3 separate regions of the Homo sapiens genome follow, and all the other regions are linked to region 3. A link is an interaction called in ENCODE POLR2A ChIA-PET data of the cell type or tissue named here. Cell type or tissue: MCF 10A. All regions are shown on one strand.

Region 1 (2,500 bases), 120 kb after region 3:
AAGTACAGAGAGCTGTGGGATCATAAGGAAGGACCCAGCCGGGTGTGGTGACTCACGCCTGTCAGGAGTTCGAGACCAGCCTGGCCAACATGCTGAAACCCCATCTCTACTAAAAATACAAAATTAGCCGGGCGTGGTGGCGGGAACCTATAATCCCAGCCACTTGGGAGGCTGAGGCAGGAGAATCATTTGAACCTGGGAGGCGGAGGTTGCAGTGAGCCGAGATTATGCCACTGCACTCCAGCCTGGCGACAGAGCAAGACTCCGTCTCCAAAAAAAAAAGGAACCTCACCAAGTACGAATAATGATAGCCCCTTACATTTTATGTTGACAGTTTACAAAGTACTTCTCAGATCTCTTACTCACTTGACCTTCACCAGGAATCCTATGAGATAGGAATAATTCTCCACGTTTTGCTGATATGAAACTGAGACTCAGAGAGTTAACAGAGCCCTAACCAGTAAGCTGGGCAGCAGCATGGAATAATAGAAAGACCACTAGCCTGGAGGCCAGGAGACTTTGCTTGTATGGCATGATTTCATTTGTGACTCTGTCATCTTGAGTAAGTAACCTTTCCTCCCTGGGGCTTGGTCTGCTCATCTATAAAGTAATGTGGTTAGACTAGAAAGGCTCTGAGATCTATTATTACCCTGATACTCTCTGGAGGAGGAAGTAAAGTCTTATAGTTGAAGATGGGGGCTCTAGAATTAAATGAACTGGTTGAGTGATCCTGCACAAGTGAAATAGCCTCAATGGCTTCATGATAAAGCAGAGAAATTAGGAGAACCCACTTCATGGGGTTATTATGAAGATTAAGTACAGTAGTAATATATGTGAATGAAACACATTGGTAACGAGTAAGTGTTCAGTGAATGTTAGCAGTGATTACTATTTGATCTACGAGGCTATGGTAGAAAGATGTCCAGAAAGTGCAGGGGCTCTTTCTACCACAGCATTTTTGTATGGTAGAACCTCATTCTGGTCACCCAGGGGAGCCTCGGAAAAACAGGCCTTTGTTTTGTAAAGTTGTAGAACAGTCTTCAAGTATCTCTTGAAAATCAGAGGTAGCATGGTATGCAGAAAGAATCAGACAAACGTGGCTTAAAATTCCAGCTTGGCTCCTTGCTAGCTATGTGGCCCTAGGCAGGTGACTCACCTCCTTATGACTCAGCCTCCTGATTGTAAAGTGGAGATAATACTCATTTTGCAGGGTTGCTCTGAGGCTTGAATAAAAGTATGTGTGCAAAGCTTTCAGCACAGGTATGGAAGAAAATACCAGAGATTGGTGAGGTCAAGTGCTGGATCTCTCTGGCTGCTTTTTGGGTATTTAAGCCTGAAGACTCTGTGCTTTCTGCTTCTAGGTCTCCAAACCAGTGAACATGCCAAGTTTTATGCCTTCTCAACCAGGTTGAAGCATTCAGCAATGAGAATGAGACCTTGGTGTTTCAGTTTTCAGTAAAACACAAGCAAAGGAAGTATTGTGGTGGCGGATATGTAAAACTCTTTCCTGCCACCCTGAACCAGGAGGATATGCACTCAGGATCCAAGTATCACATCATGTTTGGTAAGCTCTCTGATAGCAGTCACTGTCAGCTCCATTAGGTCCTAATGACAGCCACTGTAGTTGTTGAAAACGCTCAGATTCACTTGGAACAGAAAATGTCTAATATGATAACTCCACCCCGCCTCCATGTGGCAGGACTCTTCAAAGACCTGAAAAAAGCAACTCTAAACCTGAATGTTAATATAAGTAAACCACAGAGGTGGGGAGGCACATGGTACCATATTAAGAAATCTATAGCACAGGGAGACATTTTCCAGTTCTCAGAAGAGGAGAAGGAGGTCATCAGCTACGTAGACCCTCTCACAGGTACACTACAATAAGGCATTGTACTCTGCCTCAGTGAGAGAAAGGCACAGGAGGTCAAGGAAGTGACCTTTTTTTAGCATCTGAAATGTGTCCAGAGTGTTGTATCTGTAACCTAAATATGTAACTAGGCCTCCTTGGGGCAGTCCAGATCTTACTTAAGCACGTGTGTGTTTTGGATAGTGAGAGTGGTAACATGGGAGGTAAGGTTGAAAATTAAGTTAAGGCTGGGTGCAGTGGCTCACCCCTGTAATTCCAGCACTCTGGGTGGCGGGGGGCTGAGGCGGGTAGATCACTTGAGGTCAGGAGTTCGAGAGCATCCTGGCCAACATGGTGAAACCCCATCTCTACTGAAAATACAAACATTAGCCAGGCATGGTGGCTAGCACCTGTAATACCAGGCAGGATAATTGCTTGAACCTGGGAGATGGAGGTTGTAGTGAGCCGAGATTGCACCACTGCACTCTAGCCTGGCTGATAGAGCAAGACTCCGTCTCGAGAAAAAGAAAAATTAGCCAGGTGTGGTGGCGGGAGCCTGTAATTCCAGGTACTCAGGAGGCTGAGGCAGCAGAATTGCTTGAACCTGGGAAGCAGAGGTTGCAGTGAGCTGAGGTTGCACCACTACACTCCAGC
Region 2 (2,500 bases), 60 kb before region 3:
TCCACGTGGAGGGAACAGCAAGTAAAAATCCCTAAAGCCGGGGGCGGGGGTGGAGGGGGGAAGCTTGTCTTGCCTGAGAAAAAGAAATGAGCCAATGTTACTGGAATGGTGTGACCAAGCAAGGGTAGGAGACAGGTAAGAGGGCAGTGAACGTAAGTAGTTTCTATTTCATTCCAAATGAGATGGAAAACATCAGGGGTATTTGAGCAGGCAAGTGACACGGTCTCATTTACATTTAAATTAAGTTTAAAGATACAGAGTCCATATACAGTACAAATATAATTGAGGATTGTATTTGTACATAAGAAGACTTAACAACAATAAAACTTCCTTCTGGAATAAATAAAAGGCCAAATTTCATTTACGTGATCCAAGTTATCCATTGCGAAGAACCCTAAAACGTAGTTTTATTAAGCTGGGCTAACACAGACAGGTAGCAAGTACAAATTACACTAAAAATGTTCTCGATGAGTGGCTAAACAGTGAGCTACTGAAATAGGCTAGGCTGACCTACTGTACAACTATCTAAAGTCCTGAATGATTTTCAGAGATCACCCAAACTGGCTTAAACACTGTATCAGCTCCTCTGCTTCCCCAATCTTCAATAGAAGGCAGTATGTATTCCCTAAAATACCTAGTCACTCAAACAGGGCATGGTGTGGTTTACTGGTTATCTGTAGGTAAGCTTTTGGATAACTATAGGTGCTTCTACTCACCTATGTAATTCCAGAGCCAAGAAAAACTAAAATAAAAACTTTATCTCTTTTGTGCCTCCAATCCTATCTTTCCTTCTGCTTGGCTTTGGAATATACTATGATCTACAACAGGAAATGAAAAATTTAGACACATACATAGGAAATCTAGATATCACTAACATCTAGAAACAGAACATAAGCCCTAAGTTCTGACACTTTAAGTATAATACATTGGGCTGGGTTTGGTAGCTCACGCCTGTAATCCCAGCACTTTGGGAGGCCAGGAGTTCAGACCAGCCTGGGTAACATGGTGAAACCCCCATCTCTACTAAAAATATAAGAATTAGCCAGGCGTGGTGGTGCATGCCTGTAACCTCGCTACTCAGGAGGCTGAGGCACGAGAATCAGTTGCACCCAGGAGGCAGAGGTTGCAGTGAGCTGAGATTGTGCCACTGCACTCCAGCCTGGGCAACAGAGCGAGACTGTCTCAAAAAATAAAAAATATATTTTAAATCAGGCCTCAAAAGAAAATGACATTGCCCCATTTAATTTATAAGCTAAATATCCTTACTATCCAAATGCAAATGGACTGTCCTATGCTATTGTGTCATTAACAACAGTAGGTTAAAAGTCTCTATGATTTGGCAAACAAACATATGCAACTGAAGAAGTAAAAGAGATGAGTAATTATAAACTCATTCAAACAACATTTCTCAACTGGGCTGTGGAGCTGGTCACCCACCCCTTGCTAGCCACTTGCTGGAAATAAAGGGGTGTAGTGAGGTAGAAATAGTTTTAAAAATTCCTATTCTCAAACAATAATATTCTTATTTCAGAAACTCTCAGGCAATAAAATATATATTTAGGTTGAATACACCAAAATTTTTCAGAAAAAGAGACAACATATATGAAATTTTTAACCCACAATAATTCAAAATATATTTTGTTTCATGAATAAGGAAGAATAATTAAAATCCACTAACGTAGTTCACTACCAGAAAAAAATCCGTAAAAATTTAAAAAATATATCTCTATTATATTCTTCATTATGGACAATAACTGTCAGAACTTACTTCTCTATTTTCTAAGAAAAACTTTTTTTGTGGAAGGTTTTGTAAAATATGTCCCTGTTCTAAGCAGTGATAATGGATAAAATGGAAGGAAGGGATGAGTCATTCAAACATGCTCCCCTCCTTCCCAGCTACCAGAAATGACATTACCAGAAACAGTAGCTAAGATAATAGCCAAACACAACAGTTGTTCCATAGAATAAGCTCACAATACAGTTTAATGTAGAAAGGTACTATGTTTCAGATCTGAGTTTTTTTGCTATTAAAGAAAAACGCCATTATAATTTTTGAACTCCATACACAAAGGTAATTGAAAGTAAAATTTACTTACTTTGGCAATCTGCAGCAACACAATGCAGTGTTTAATTGATTCTACCATGCTCTATAAAAACAAAACACTGATTTTAGGATCTTGGCTCAAATAAATGGATATATAATGTTAAAGCTTAAAATATAAAAATCAGTTCAGATGTATAGAGTTTAAGTCTATACTACACAAGAAATATCCTCTTTGGATCTAGTGGGTTCTAGTATGCTGATAATGCCAAATGAAGTTATTCATTAGCAGTTCTATGAATTTTAACGAATGCCACAAATTGTTAATTTATACTAAATAATATCTAATTTTTTTTTCTTTTTTTTTTTTTTTAAGAGACAAGGTCTCACTATGCTGATCACGCTGGATTGCAGTGGCTATTCACAGGCACAATTATAGCACACTGCAGCCTCAAACTC
Region 3 (2,500 bases):
CAAGCAATCCTCCTGCCTGGCCTCCCAAAGTGCTGGGATTGTAAGTGTGAGCCACTGCACTCAGCCTTTTTATCTTTATTTTAGAGTGTATGCCTTCTATTTATTTATTTTTTAAAGCTGTAAAACAGCCTCAGGCAGGTCCTTCAGGAGGTATTCCAGAAGAAGGTATTGTTATCATAGGAGATGATAGCTCTATGCCTGTTATTGCCCCTGAAAACCTTCCAGCGGGACAAGATGTGGAGGCAGAAGACAGTGATATTAAAGTTCCTGACCCTGTGTAGGCCTAGGATCATGTGTGTGTTTGTATCTTCATTTAAAAAAAAACAAACTTTAAAACATAAAAAAAAATCTTAAATAGAAAAAAGCTTAGAGAATAAGGATATAAAGAAAATATTTTTATAACTATACAATATGTTTGTGTTTTAAGCTAAGTATTATTACAAAAGAGACATGAAGTTAAAAAAATTAAAAAGCTTATCCAGTAAAAAAAGTTACAGCAAGCTAATGGCTGGGTGCGGTGGCTCAAGCCTGTAATCCCAGCACTTTGGGAGGCCGAGGCAGGTGGATCACAAGGTCAGGCGTTCGAGACCAGCCTTAGGTGTACATTAGGCTAGTGAAACCCCGTGTCTACTAAAAATACAAAAACTAGCCGGGCATGGTGGCGCTCGCCTGTAATCCCAGTTACTCAAGAGGCTGAGGCAGGAGAATCGCTTGAACCCAGGAGTCAGAGGTTGCAGTGAGCCGAGATCATGCCACCACACTCCAGCCTGGGCGACAGAGTGAGACTCCATCTCAAAAAAAAAAAAAAAAAAAAAAAAGTTACAGCAAGCTAAGGTTAGTTTATTATTGAAGAAAGAAAAAATTTTTAAATAAATCTAGTGTAACCTAAGTGTACAGTGTTTATAAAATCTACAGTGGTACACAGTAATGTCCAAGGCCTTCACATTCACTCACCACTCACTTACTGACTCACCCAGAGCAACTTCCAATCCTGCAAGCTCCGTTCATGGTAAGTGCCCTATACAGGCATACCATTTTTTATCTTTTATGCTATATTTTTACTGTATCTTTTCTATGTTTAAATACACAGATACTTATCATTGTGTTACAACTATCTACAGTATTTACTTCAGTAATACTCTACAGGCTTGTAGCCTAGGAACAATAGGCTATCTCATGTAGCTTAGGTGTACATTAGGCTATCCCATCTAGGTTTGTGTAAGTACACACTGTGATGTTGGCACAATGATGAAACTGTCTAATGACGCATTTCCCAGAACCGATCACCATCATTAAGCAACACATGATTGTATACTTATTCATGTTTATTTCTCCCTCCTGCTTCTGAAATATAAGCTCTACAAAGGCAGGGATCTTTATCTGTTTTATATATTGATGTATCCCAAGCCCCTAGAATAATGCCACCCATATAGGTGCTCAATAAATATTTGCTGAATGAGGAATGATGATCCACTAATTTATTATTCAGTGCAGGGTTCCATTATTATATTTAGAGACTAAAATTAGATTTCCTAAGAAATCTTTATTTTTGCTTAATGATCCTTTTAAAGCTGCCACAATTGGATCTTTCAACAATTTATGAATAGTTTTAGCTGAAGTCTCCAAAACTGTCAGATAAAATGCAGGCAAATATTTACACAAGTGTTCCTCCCCCACAACTTCCACTTCGACAATATGAGGCAATGCTGTGAGTCTCTGGAACAAAGTCAGCACTGTAGTGGGCAACCAGGTATCAGTGATTCACTCAAAGCAGACAATGAAAACCAAATGTAGATTAATGGGTTCTTTTCAGTTCATTCTAAAATCACATGCTTCTTAGTTAAATTATTACTAGTCAATGGAAAGCCTCACCAAATTTATCTGTAAATATATCCTAAAAAATGTAGCTCCTACAGTAAATATTTCCTATTTTAACTCTAGGCTTCAGAGAAGGCCTAATCTTAGGTCATTATTTCTTAATTTTGAAATCTAGAAAAATCAGGATTTGAGTTTTTAATCTTTAAGATACATTAATATAATACCGAAAGGACTACAAAAATGTTAGAAATAGGATGGTTTTAGAGAATTCACTCAAATGTCAATAAGGAGGTTGCTTTGGCAGAAAAGAATCCAGAAAAAGGGAGAACAGGAAGCTTAAAAAGCTATAGAAAGAATGAACCTGGGTCATGTCATTGACAGGAGATAAAGAAAAGATGGAATCCAATGGACATGGTAACTCATCAGATACAGAGAGGAATGTAGGGAATGTAGACTTAGGGAAACAGAAGGCTTCAAATTTGGCTAATTGGGTAAATGAAGTGCTGTTTTATAACATAGAGAAAACAGGAAGAAAATCAGATTAGGAGGTGGTAGGTTACCAAAATTTTATTTGGGGCTGGAAGAGTCTCAGACTCAACTAATCCTGAAATTTGGTAAACTTGACCTCTGCAAGAATCTTATTAAAAGAGGTTTTATTGAATATTAACCTTCCTTCTCCAGG

What was found. Peaks named below come from ENCODE experiments on the same cell type or tissue, not always from the same donor. Only the 100,000 strongest peaks of a DNase experiment are listed, where the experiment ranks them.
Region 1: POLR2A ChIA-PET joins it to region 3 with 7 read pairs; 2 of 35 experiments call an interaction of 5 or more read pairs at or near these places.
Region 2: POLR2A ChIA-PET joins it to region 3 with 5 read pairs; 3 of 35 experiments call an interaction of 5 or more read pairs at or near these places.

The regions. Positions count from the first base shown.
Region 1 is chr1:51,568,612-51,571,111 of GRCh38, reverse strand. All of the region lies in intron 2 of EPS15-AS1 (EPS15 antisense RNA 1), which reads right to left. It also overlaps a transcript of OSBPL9 not described here and the pseudogene CALR4P. Among named protein-coding and RNA genes, the nearest start is that of OSBPL9, 47 kb to the left of the region's middle. RefSeq lists enhancers at 1,485-1,644, 1,805-1,854. In MCF 10A, a CTCF peak has its summit at 1,664; a DNase peak (open chromatin) is centred at 1,151.
Region 2 is chr1:51,749,792-51,752,291 of GRCh38, reverse strand. OSBPL9 (oxysterol binding protein like 9) reads right to left here. Exons shown (of 24, transcript NM_024586.6): 8 at 2,097-2,147. Among named protein-coding and RNA genes, the nearest start is that of MIR761, 85 kb to the left of the region's middle. In MCF 10A, no CTCF peak of the experiment used is centred here; no DNase peak of the experiment used is centred here.
Region 3 is chr1:51,689,592-51,692,091 of GRCh38, reverse strand. All of the region lies in intron 3 of OSBPL9 (oxysterol binding protein like 9), which reads right to left. Among named protein-coding and RNA genes, the nearest start is that of OSBPL9, 74 kb to the right of the region's middle. In MCF 10A, no CTCF peak of the experiment used is centred here; DNase peaks (open chromatin) are centred at 1,251 and 1,711.